Linked DNA regions of Homo sapiens: region 1 is linked to region 2. The links are chromatin contacts, found by Hi-C or POLR2A ChIA-PET in ENCODE. All regions are on one chromosome and are shown on one strand. The core of a region is the stretch at or near the end of the contact, and the rest is flanking DNA. Distances in the headings are between cores, read along the strand shown. Region 1 overlaps PRKG1 (protein kinase cGMP-dependent 1). Region 2 overlaps PRKG1 (protein kinase cGMP-dependent 1).

Region 1 (5,821 bases), core at 1,195-3,694, 46 kb before region 2:
CAAATAATAAAAATCTCAAGTCCAAAATGTTTAAAATTATCTATATGGTATACTGCCTCAAAACAAATCTTTTCCTTCCGCTGTCTAAAGGCTTAGCACAACTCCTAAAAATAGATGGTGTCTATTTCCCCCTTAAACCTGGGCTGGCCTTGTGGTTTGCCTTAACTAATAAATAGAATGGCTATGCCAGTTCTAAGGCTAGGTGATAAGAGGCCTGGTACCATCAGCTCCAATCATTTTTGAATCCATTCAAATTTCAAGAAGCTCAGCTAGACTACTGAATTATGAAAGATCATGTGGAAGAAGCCAGTTTCCTGCTATTTCAGCCACCCAGATGAAACCACAGACATAAGTAGAACCCCAGCTGAGCTCACAGCTGAATGCAGCTTAGTGACCCAGCTGACATGTGGAGCACAAGAACCACTCAGCTGAGCACAGCCAATGCACAATTATTTAATATATAATCATGAGAAATAACAAATTGTTGTTTTAACAGTCTAAGGTTTGGGTTAGCTTGTTATACCTCAGTAGATAAGTGAAACACTATTTGAGGCCATGTATGATCTTCCCGTTGATGTCTCTAATCTTAACTTTCAGCCCTCTCCCCTTCATGCGCACTACTCTAGTCACTCTGATCTTTTCAATTCTCAAATATAACCTGGGGCACAGGATCTTCACATATGCTGCCCTCTTTACCTGAACTATGCTTCCAGAGGCCCCTCCCCCACCCATCCCACATACTATCTGCCCCCCTTTTCTCTAAGTAACTCCTACTTGTCATTTACTCTTATACAAGCCTTTTATTTTTTCTTTAGAGCACTTTCTATAATTATAATTACTTGGGTAGTTATTTGTTTAATGTCTGCCTTCCTTCTAACCTAAAAATTTACTGAAGGCACCCAGCACAATTTCTGGCATCTAAAGATACTCAATACTTAATTCTTGAATTGATGAACCGATAGGTTGATTGCAATAGAGCCAAAAGCAAAACTGTGTCTCTTGCCTCATACATTAGTGTTCTTGTCCTTGGAATTTACCATCCTCCTCTCCATTTGTGGGAAATCAGTGTGAGGTTTTACTGGGGAATATCTTTTGCATTTTAAATCCAGGATATGAGTGGATACAATTTTTTAGAGGAGGACGTTTTTAAAAGATTAACACAGCCAAAACCAATACAGGACTTTTATATTAGTTACCAGCTTCTCCTTCTCTAAGATTCTCAGATTATTCCATAATTCTTATTTACAAAGCTTTATTCCCCACAGGAAACCAGAAAGATAGTAACTCTTAAATGGAAAAATGGGGACCTGGCAATTCCAGTGGAGCAGACCATTATTCAATGAAGTGTACTCAGGAGGTAAGACAGAGCAGAGCCAGTAGACTTAGTCCCAGACACAAGGGCTGATTTCCACCCCAGACCTTGCTGACAAAATGTCATCAAGCTTCATAATAATTGAGCTCTAACTCAATTACATAATGTAAGTTTCAACTAACTCACATTATTTAATCTTTTTTTTTTTTAGCTCAGTTCTACATATGGACAATGGGCTAATTACTTTCTATTTAATTCCTAAGATAATTATAATGACTAAAATACTTTGTAAAATGTAAACCATAATTTAAACATATAGTATCACACAAAATATTTTTTAATCAAATACAATAAAATTTTCTTGTGCAAACGAGGTATCTCTTTCTGATGTAAAAGGTGGAGGCTGAGAAAATACGTCCAGAAGCAAATATCCAATGGATGTGCAGGCTGGTACTGTGCAATGCAGAAATCTCACTTACATTCTGCTCCATGTAAAGGATGCTTGCTAGAATTGCACAGGCCACAGCCTGAGGTTCTTTACATAGTGGCTACAATTTCCTTGCTTGCCATAGTGGCCCGCTGTGGGATTCAGGTAGTATATTTGTGAAATTCCTTCCACTGAGTAACATCAATCGGATTTCAGAACCCAGATGCCCACAGGTGGCATTCAATTCCACTGTTATCTAGGAAAAACTGCAGTTGACTTCCCTAACTTCAGAGACCTACACTCAAGCCAGCAGGAGGAAAGATAAGCTCTGGATGGTGGCATCAGAAGACCTATATACTAAATCTACACATAGGATTTTTGTTTCCTACCAAGGGAGGCAGGTTTAAAGTCATGGACACATAGCTCTAACAGCTCAGTTGGGTTGCTCACACTGAGAGAGATGTAGACTTACAGAACTTGAGTAAAAAAGAAAACCTCAGAGAAAGTGACTCATGGTAGTTTCCTTGTCTGCAGACAATTCCCTCTTCTGTGCCTCAGGCTCTTACAGCACTTTATACTTCTGTCTACAACTTCTCACAGATGGACATGAATCATAGTTCTGTATGTGTTTGGTTCCCAAGGGATAGTAAGAGACTTGAGGCCAGCAACTTTTCTCGTTCATCCCAGGGTGACTCAAATGAAATGGGCCTCCTTGAGTCAGCCCTGAACTCACCCCAGTTCATCTTAAGACTAACAGCACAGTTACATAGCAAAGTGAAAGCAAAACAAAACTAATCAAAGGATAAAATGTTTACAAATATATTATAGTCCAGGTTTCTGCTATTTTTTAAAAGCCCAGATCATGTCACAGAAGTCCACTTAAGGATGATTACAGCCAAAAACAAATTGATATTTACAAGCAAATACATGTTGATGCTGGTTTCTTTCTATCTCCTGCCTATTCTGTTTTGATGTCAGCTTGAAATATTTAGAGGTTGACAAGGACAGAAACCAAAGGCCCTGGACTTATTGGACAGTTATAGATAGGTCAGTAATGCTGCCTCTGTGTGGGAAAGCTGGCAATAATGGGATTAGACATGCCAGTTCCATTTGCAGAGGTCTGGTTCTTAAATAAGTGACTCAAATGCTTTGTTTTGTCACTGCATTAAAGTCAATATGTGTGTGTCTGTTCTCTCTGTATGTTGATTTCTCTTTGACAGAAACTCATTATGAGAGACAGCTACTTAGGTGGAAGCTCATTTGGAATTCACCAAATAGCCAGCTCTAGTCAGTATGGGAAGAAAGGAAAATGGCTTGTGACAGGAATAAATCCTTCAATAGAAACTGTTGGTATTCTCCTTCTGGTGAGACTCTGGGGAGTAACAAAATTAGATGGTGAGTAGTTTCAGAAAAGGAGGACCTCAAGCAATTAGGCATCTCTTAGAAAGATGATTACATAGACCTATGGTATAAGGATAGGGTCCTTTCTTATAAAACTTTTTTTCTTAGTGATCCACCAAGGAAAATCATTTAGAATGGTTGTATGAGTAGTTTTATCTGGTATAGGGACAGCTAATTTGCTCTGAATATTTTTACATCCACTTTCTAGACTGATGTTATCCATTTGGTATAGATTTGCCACTTACATATTGAGAGGAGGTTTCTTACTGACACATCAAAGCAAACTTCCCCCTGTTCAACATAGTATATTGAGCCAATCAAAATAGTTGTGAAATAATAAAGTGTTCATACTTTAATGGTGAGCAGTGCTGGATACACACACACACACATATATTCACACATATATACATACATGCACACACACACATATATATTGCTTTATATTTATATATACATGTTTAAATTATATATGTTATTTATTACACTGTTAAACATTATTTATGCATTTCTGGTTAATGATGTCTAATATATACTTGGTAGCATGTTAAAAATATTTTTTAAAAATTGAATTATGTTAACTTAGTCATATGCTATCCTGAGAAGTAAAAAATACATATTTCTAGGACAATTTATCCATACACATGGGCAATAAGTTTATTTCCAGTGTTAACTGATTCCTCAACTATTGTAGTAGTGGTATCTTTCTGAAATTTCATCTTACTTTCTGAGTGTGCTAAGTTGGCCTAATTGTGAGACACATTCATTTAAAAAAGTAATTCTAATCTGGATGCTGCCACCATGAGGTGGGAAGTTGGGAAAAAAGAGAATATACTTCAAATTATCTTTATGGGAAAGTTAGTTGAGTATAACCTGAGGAAACAGCATGTCTTAAAGAATAGGGCAAAAATCTTTCAGAAGAAAAATCCTCTTGGTGTAATCTTTTTGAAATTGGTTCAATCTTCTTTACATTTCTGTTGCAAATGCTATTATGGAAAGATGTTCGGTGGTTATAGGCCAGTGATTACAGAGATTGAGTGCTGGGGTAATAAAGAAGTGAATTTTGAGGTTTTTAAAAATGCATATTTTACTTGGAAGCATGAGCTTTTGAAAACTAAACTGCTTTAAAATATAAAATATGTAATCAAATACAAATTCTTGTCAGAAAAATGCTGCTCAACAAATTGTACCTGTTTGCACTGATAAGCAAGGCAATAAGAGTTCTTTAGATACCATCATGCACTTACTTGATGGGAAAGTATAGAAATCCTACCAAAAAAAATCTGAAAATAAAGCTTATCGGGTTGTTTAAAGTTGTTTAGGTGAGAATCTAGCTTGGATCATAAAACAGTTAATCAGATGATGTTAGTATTCATGGCAGGCTGAACCTCCTGAAAAGAAAGATAATCTGGAAAGCTGGGTACAGGTGGTAGTGCACCACCTGTAGTCACAGATACACAGGAGGATTGCTTGAGCTCAGGAATTCAACACCAGTTTGCGCAACATGGGAGGGTGCATGGGGGGAGAAAGACAATCCTAAGAAAGGACCTAAATTCACACACAAAAAGGGACACTCTGCCAGAGTGTTTTGTTTTATGTGGGGTTCTCCCAGAAGCAGATCTGAGCCAAGGATTTGAGTGTGAACAGTTTATCTGTGAGCTGATCTCAATAACCATTGGTAGGGAAGGAAAGGTAGTCAATGGAGTTTTCATTACTAGGCAAATTTCCATTGTGGGGAACTGGAGCTTGATTCTGCTGGGTAATATTAGGAACCCAGGTAAAACCCAGGCCCTAGAGTTATCCCACCCCGGTGCAAGGGAACTGGGTATATCATACACAAGTTCTCGCTGGTCTCTGGGTGAGTGGTGCTCCCAGATTCATTAATTTCTTGGCACTTCCAGCTTGCCACATGGAGGCACAAACCATGCTCTGGTGGCAAGAGGCCCTCAAGCAAACACTTGCAGGTGCTGGCAGCTGGGAGTCTCAAATGGTAAGAAAAAGAAATATTGCTGGAACACTGACAACGTTTGCTGAACAACGTAACTGGCTGGCTATTCTGAATGAAATGAAAGTAAGCATGATTTGCCTAAGGCCTTATATAGATATTAAAAAGCAAGCAAACAAACAAAAACAAATATAAACCCCACAAATACCAAAAGACCTACCCTAGGAAAATTGAGATATGTGTGTAAGATACTACACTACACATTTCCATCCTACAGACTATGACAGCAAGGGTTTTTCTTTTATAAACAGGTAGATTAAGCAGCTACCTCTGTAGTCTGATTTGAGAAACAGAAAGGTCCATAAACCAAAATATTTCCTCTACTTCCCCCTTTCCACTATTTAAAATGCTTCCCTTTGAGATTTGTCACTTTGTGTGAGCTATATTACACTCTGTGTGTGTGTGTGTGTGTGTAACACAAATATACATATCTATGCACATAAATGTGTTCATGGATGTGGGGAGGGCAAATGTATTAACAACTTGTGGCAAGTTTATTTATTAATTAGCTCTCTTTAGGAAAAGAGACAGAGAAAGTGCTGTTTTTAAAGGGAAAAGGTAGTTCCTTTCCCCTTCCTTAAAGGGAAAACAGAAAAGTTTACAAATCCCATGTTCTAAGCCCAAACCAAAGGTAAAGGGTGCTGTGTCATTGACGGCATGTGCTCTGAAAAAGAAAAAA
Region 2 (5,807 bases), core at 1,500-3,999:
TGAAACATAACAAGTATCAGTGAGGATGTGAAGAAAACCCTTGTATACTGTTGGCAGGAATGTGAATTACTATATCCATCATAGAAAACAGTATGGAGGTTCCTCAAAAAATTTGAAATAGAACTACCATATGATCCAGCAATCCCACTAATGGGTATATATCCAAAGGAATTGAAATTCATATGACAAATAGATGTATGTCTGCACTCCCATGTTCATTGCAGCATTATTCGCAATAACCAAGATATGGAAACAAGTGTCTGTCAACAGAAGAAAGGATTTTAAAATGTGATATAATTGATAACCAATGAAAAAAAGTTATAATTTATGTTCATGGGGAAATGATATTTTCATTCTGGATTACTTTATTCAACCATTCAGCAAACATTTGTTGTGTGCGTACTAAGTGCCAGAGAGAGTATTGGGCTCTGCAAATACAACTGTTAATAGCAAACTGGACCTAGTCCTACTGCACAGAACCAGTCAGTTCACAACATGCAAAGCCCACATTTAAATGGCCAGCATCTGTCCCTTCAGAGATGTGCTCTTTAGAAATGCCAGTCCTCTATATTCAAGAAATGCATAGGACACAAACTTTCTGCAAGTCACTGTCTTGGTGAAATGGAAGGAGGGGAGAATCTTCTTCAAAACAGCACTTCCTTCCCATCCAGCTTGTCAAGTACCACCTGCCAGATCACTTGCCAGAGACTTCGGAAGCTATTGTCCCCTCTCTGGGGACAGAAGCTTCTGTCTCTGTAAGCCAAAGCCCCATAATCTTCTCTCCAGCCCCAGAGCTGAAAACACCAAGTGCCTATCTGAGGGTGTTAATCTGGACACTTGGAGTTTCTCATGTGTGTGCGTTTGGTTAATGTGGGCTTATGGGCTTTCTTTCATCTTTTTTTAGTCTACATTGAGGGGAAGTGAATGCCTCCTATGTACAGACAATATGTCTTTATACATTTTTCTAAGACTTTCCCAATTGATAAATCAATTAATTTCTGATGTTTCTGGAGGCCCCAAGACTCAGTGACCCTTTTCCATCTCACTTGCCCCATGCAATGTGATGACCTTGGGTGTGGACGTACCCCCATAGACTCATTGCTCTTTCATACCCTCACTTTCTTTTCTTTTCTTTTTTCTTTTCTTTTCCTTTCTTTTCTTTTTTCTTTTCTTTTCTCTTTTCTTTCTCTTTCTCTTTCTCTCTCTCTCTTTCTTTCTTTCTTTCTGTCTTTCTTTCTTTCCTTCTTTCTTTCTTTTTGACAGGGTGTCACTGTGTCACCCAGGCTAGAGTGTAGTATCACAGTGTCACACTCATGAATCACTGCAGCCTCAATCTCTGGGGCTCAAACAATCCTCCCACCTCAGCCTTCCAAGTAGCTGGGACTACAGGCATGCACCACCACATCCAGCTAATTTTTGTATATATTGTAGAGATGGGGTTTCTCCGTGTTGCCCAGGCTGGTCTCAAACTCCTAGGCTCAAGAGATCCTCTTGCCTCGGCCTCCCAAAGTTGTTGGGATTACAGGTGTGAGCCATGGCACCTGCCCCCCTCCCTTACTTTCAATAAATTTAGGCCTAGAACACAGTTCTGTTTTGCAAAACTCATCTAAGTTCTTGTTTCAGTATTTATTTTTAAAATATTTTATGTTAGAGGGCAGGAGGTATCATAAAGATGATAAGAGGCAGGGCACAGTTTCAGCTCTTTGGAAAAGAGGCCATTATGGAGATTGAAACACATTTGGGGAAGCGTCTGACTAAAGTACAAGAAAATAAGTAATCCAAGGGGGAAAACTGTGGTCTGTATACACAATGGAATACTATTTAGCCCTATACACAATGGAATACTATTTAGCCCTAAAAAGAAAACAGGAAATTCTGTCATTTGTGATGACCTGAATGAACCTAGAGGACATTATATTAAGTGAAACAGGCTAGGCATGGAAAGACAAAGACCATATGATCTCACTTATATGTAAAATCTAAAACACCCAATTTCATAAAAGCATAGAGTAGAATGGTGTTTACCAGAGGCTGGAGTGGAGGAAAAGAAGGTAGACAGAGAAAGGGCAGACATTGGTCAACAAGTAAAAGTTTCAGTTAGATAGGAGGAATCAGTTCTGGCTTCTGTGGCAAAGCAAGGTGATTGTAATTAATAATAATGTATTATATGTTACAGAATACCTAAAAGAGTTAATTTTTAATGTTCTCACCACAAATAAATGATAAATATTTGAGGTGATGGATAGGCTAATTGTCCTGATTTGGTCATTCCACAATGTATACATGTATCAAAATATCACATTGTGCCACATAAACATATACAATTATTATTTGTCAATTAAAAATAAAAATAAATAAAGATTCACGTTTCCATGCAGCTCTACTACCTATAAATGTGTCACCTTGGAAATGATTTAATTTTGCTGAGCCTCAGTTGCATCATTTATAAATTTGGAATAATACATACCTATCAGCATTGTTGTGAAAAATTAGAAGTTTACAACTAGCTATGCAATAAGCTTGGCAAGCACTGAGAGTTCAACAGAGAGGAGTGATGATTACTATATGCTCAATGACTATCCCTACTGAGGTTCTTCAAACGCCTAGCTACTGAGAACCAATGAAATTTTACGTCACTCAGCAACCTCACTCGTCCTGCTCAATTCACAGGACACCTTTATACAAGGCCCTTTCTTGTCAACTCCAGTTGCAGTCTGTCATTTCTTGCTTTTGAGTGCATGACTCAGCAAGTCAGGTCCCTCCTGTGTGGGCAGATTTGTTGCCATTCATGACTAATACACCGCATTCAATGAGCCTTTTCTTTAAGGAGACAATCACAACATCATTTAAGTAGAAAAGGGCCTAGAAACACTGCTTAAAACCTCCCTAGATTTCTATTTTCAATTGTGAACCCCCTCCCTGTAATCGACATTAACCAGGCAAGATTTATTCATATCACAGGAGAAGGGACTAAAAGTTTCCATAACTAGAGCATTAAACCCAGATAGACTTTTCACCTATTCCTCTGAGGGCCGTACCAGAGAGACTTTATCTGTGCGATAAGACAATATTTGATCATCATGCATTTCCTCCCCTCACCATTCCATAGCTTGTGTTGCCACCTCCTTCAGAGAAGCCCCAATCTTCTATTTCTTTCTGTAATGCAAATTGCTGTCTAAGATTCAATCATGGGACCCTTCTTTAAGCTATATTTTGTGATGTTCTCAAGCACATGCACATAAAAAATGTACATGCTTTTTCTCCTGTTAATTCACTTACTGTCAGTTTATTCTAGAGACTAAAATTATCAGAAACTAAAATTATCATACCTACAGAGGGTGGAAAAAAATTTCCCCTCACCCTTAGAGTAGATTTTTAAATGCTTGAAAAAATAAGAAAAAGACATTTATTTTATTTTTTGTGATGTAAATACCCAAATGATATTCTTGATTCAGCATCTTAGTCTACAAAGCCTAAAATATTTGCTGTCTTACTTTTTACAGATAATTTTTGCCAAACCTTGATTTAGATAATTAAGTAGACCAGGAATCTTATATACATGCTATATGCACCTGGCACATGAAGGTGCTTAATAAACATCAGTTTCCCTCCTTTGAGGGAATAACTGTTGCTTTGTGTAATAAGCATGAATTTAAAATGAGATCTTTTTAACTGCTTGACAGTTTCCATTATGCATAAGCTTTGTGATATTGGAAAATTTCTTAGCCTCTATAGAGCATTGGTTTACTTTCTTCAAGCTGAAATATCAGCACTACTTTTATGTAAGTTTTTTTAAAAAGAAAACAGTTGATTATTTTTAAACAACTGAAAAATGCCTGATATTTTCACCTGTCTTACAGAAATTAACTCTTTCCAGTTTTCTTAAACCTCTTTGTACACTTATTATATCAAATTTAGAAAATACAAGTATATGTAATATATACATATACGGAAAAATAAGTCATCCATAATCCCACCAACTAGAGAGAATTCCTACCAAAAAATTGATAGTTTCTTTCATTTATTCTCCTATTCTTCCTTTCTTTCTAAGACTCCTACTTCTTGCCCACCTACCTTTGCAACAAGGTGACTAAATTCTGGACAATTCAATGTATATGGAAGAAGCATGGAGTTCTCAGAAAGCCTCTTTTAAGGGCCGAGGATGGGCCCTCATTCAATTCCCTTCCTCCATCCTACTGGCCAGAATGCAGAGATAAGAGATAAGCTGGATTAGCCATCTTGGGCCATGAAAATGAGGTACCCTAGGAATATAGTGAACTCAAAGGATGGAATAGTAGTGAACTATGAGTAACTTGGGTCTTGGAAAAATTTACGGAGCAGCCATAAAAGGTCTGGGTTGTCTTTCTACCCACAGGCTACTTTTATTCTTTCTTGCTTTTGTTTTGTTCTGTTTTATTGTTTTCCTCTTACATGAAGAAATTCCCACCTTGTCTCATTTACATTTTCTTGGCTGGTAGAGGGAGAAAAGTTTAAAATAGACCAGAATGTTACCAGTGATTTTTTTTTTCTGGGGTTAGCATTGAAGTGGTTTTTAATTTTATTTTAGCCTTCATGCTTTCCTGTAGTTTCTACATTTTCTACCATGAACATATAATGATTCTGCTATCAGAAAAAAATAAATACATAAATAAGTGACACATTGTTTGAAATACCTTGGGCTAAGGGTTAAATTGTAAAAGTACTCTGGATTTCAGTAGAATAAATATATAAATAAAAATAAGGCCTTGTGTCTCTTAAATATACCTAAGAACAGGGAATTGCCACATATCAAAGTTGTCACTAAGATCTATCAATGATGTTCATTTTGACAATGAATGTACTACTGGGAAAACATACATTAGTCTCATAAAAACCTCAGTCGATAATGGTTTTAGATGAGTAGAGGTTAACTAGTGGAACTGGTAAGGAAAAAGGCAAAAAAAAAAGAAAGGTAGCACAGATTTAGTATTTATTCCTGAGCGTATGATCTCACAGTTGAAAACATTAAATGTTATGATAAACAGCTTTTTATAAATCACTTTAGGCAGGGTGCGGTGGCTAACGCCTGTAATACCAGCACTTTGGGGGGCCCAGGAGGGTGGATTACTTGAGGTCAGCAGTTCGAGACCAGCCTGGCCAACATGAAGAAACCCTGTCTCTACTAAAAATACAAAAATTAGCCTGGTGTGGCGGCACACACCTGTAATCCCAGCTACTCAGGAGGCTGAGGTAGGAGAATTACTTGAGCCCTGGAGAAAGAGGTTGCAGTGAGCCGAGATTGTGCCACTGCTCTCCAGCCTGGCCGACAGAGTGAGACTGTGACTCAAAAAAAAAAAAAAAAAAACAAAAAAAAAAACACTTTAAGAGAAGTTCAATAAGTAATTATACTATAGAGATCACAATTATATTGCAATAGGACTAGAAAGAACAAATAAGCCAAACTGTCCTATTATTAGTGAATGTGTATGTATGACCTGGAACAAAATTTCCAAACAGAACACCATATATAATTAAAGAATCACAGTATCGCTAACAACTTGGAAAATTATGTACTCTGGATAACTGTTAGATGGCTCAAAAAGTAGCCCTGTTAAAATTAGCAGTAGATGCAAATCATACTGAAGACTCATTATTCAAGAGTGTGTGAAAATAGTGTTAAATATTGAGAGGGTAATGGCAGATTTAAGTAGAAGAGCTGTTATATGGTGGAAAGTTCCAAAACAAAAGCTAATAAAAATCCTGAAGAAAAGCATAAAGAGTATAAAACTAGATTAACTGAGTATAGAACATATCAAATCCACAGACAC

Evidence for each region. A loop is a pair of places that touch in the nucleus more often than their neighbours do. ChIA-PET counts read pairs that join two places held with the same protein, here RNA polymerase II (POLR2A). Pooled maps may share reads with other maps.
Region 1: a loop to region 2 is called in a map of PC-3, with 4 times the contacts of the local background. The contact joins two enhancer-like sites. A Hi-C loop is called at or near these places in 2 of 168 maps with a recorded cell type or tissue (PC-3 and endothelial cell of hepatic sinusoid) and 10 of 50 pooled maps. POLR2A ChIA-PET finds 5 or more read pairs at or near these places in 3 of 52 experiments (CD4-positive, alpha-beta T cell, GM12878 and WTC11).

The regions. Positions count from the first base shown.
Region 1 is chr10:51,875,959-51,881,779 of GRCh38, reverse strand. The region is part of intron 4 of PRKG1 (protein kinase cGMP-dependent 1); the gene reads right to left. Among named protein-coding and RNA genes, the nearest start is that of CSTF2T, 180 kb to the right of the region's middle. RefSeq lists enhancers at 2,140-2,199, 2,300-2,369. Within about 2 kb of position 2,444, at least 5 of the 41 ENCODE cell types and tissues checked have a DNase peak (open chromatin) inside an H3K27ac peak, as active enhancers do; they include PC-3, where a contact is called at or near this core.
Region 2 is chr10:51,830,098-51,835,904 of GRCh38, reverse strand. All of the region lies in intron 4 of PRKG1 (protein kinase cGMP-dependent 1), which reads right to left. Among named protein-coding and RNA genes, the nearest start is that of CSTF2T, 130 kb to the right of the region's middle. Within about 2 kb of position 2,749, at least 3 of the 41 ENCODE cell types and tissues checked have a DNase peak (open chromatin) inside an H3K27ac peak, as active enhancers do; they include PC-3, where a contact is called at or near this core.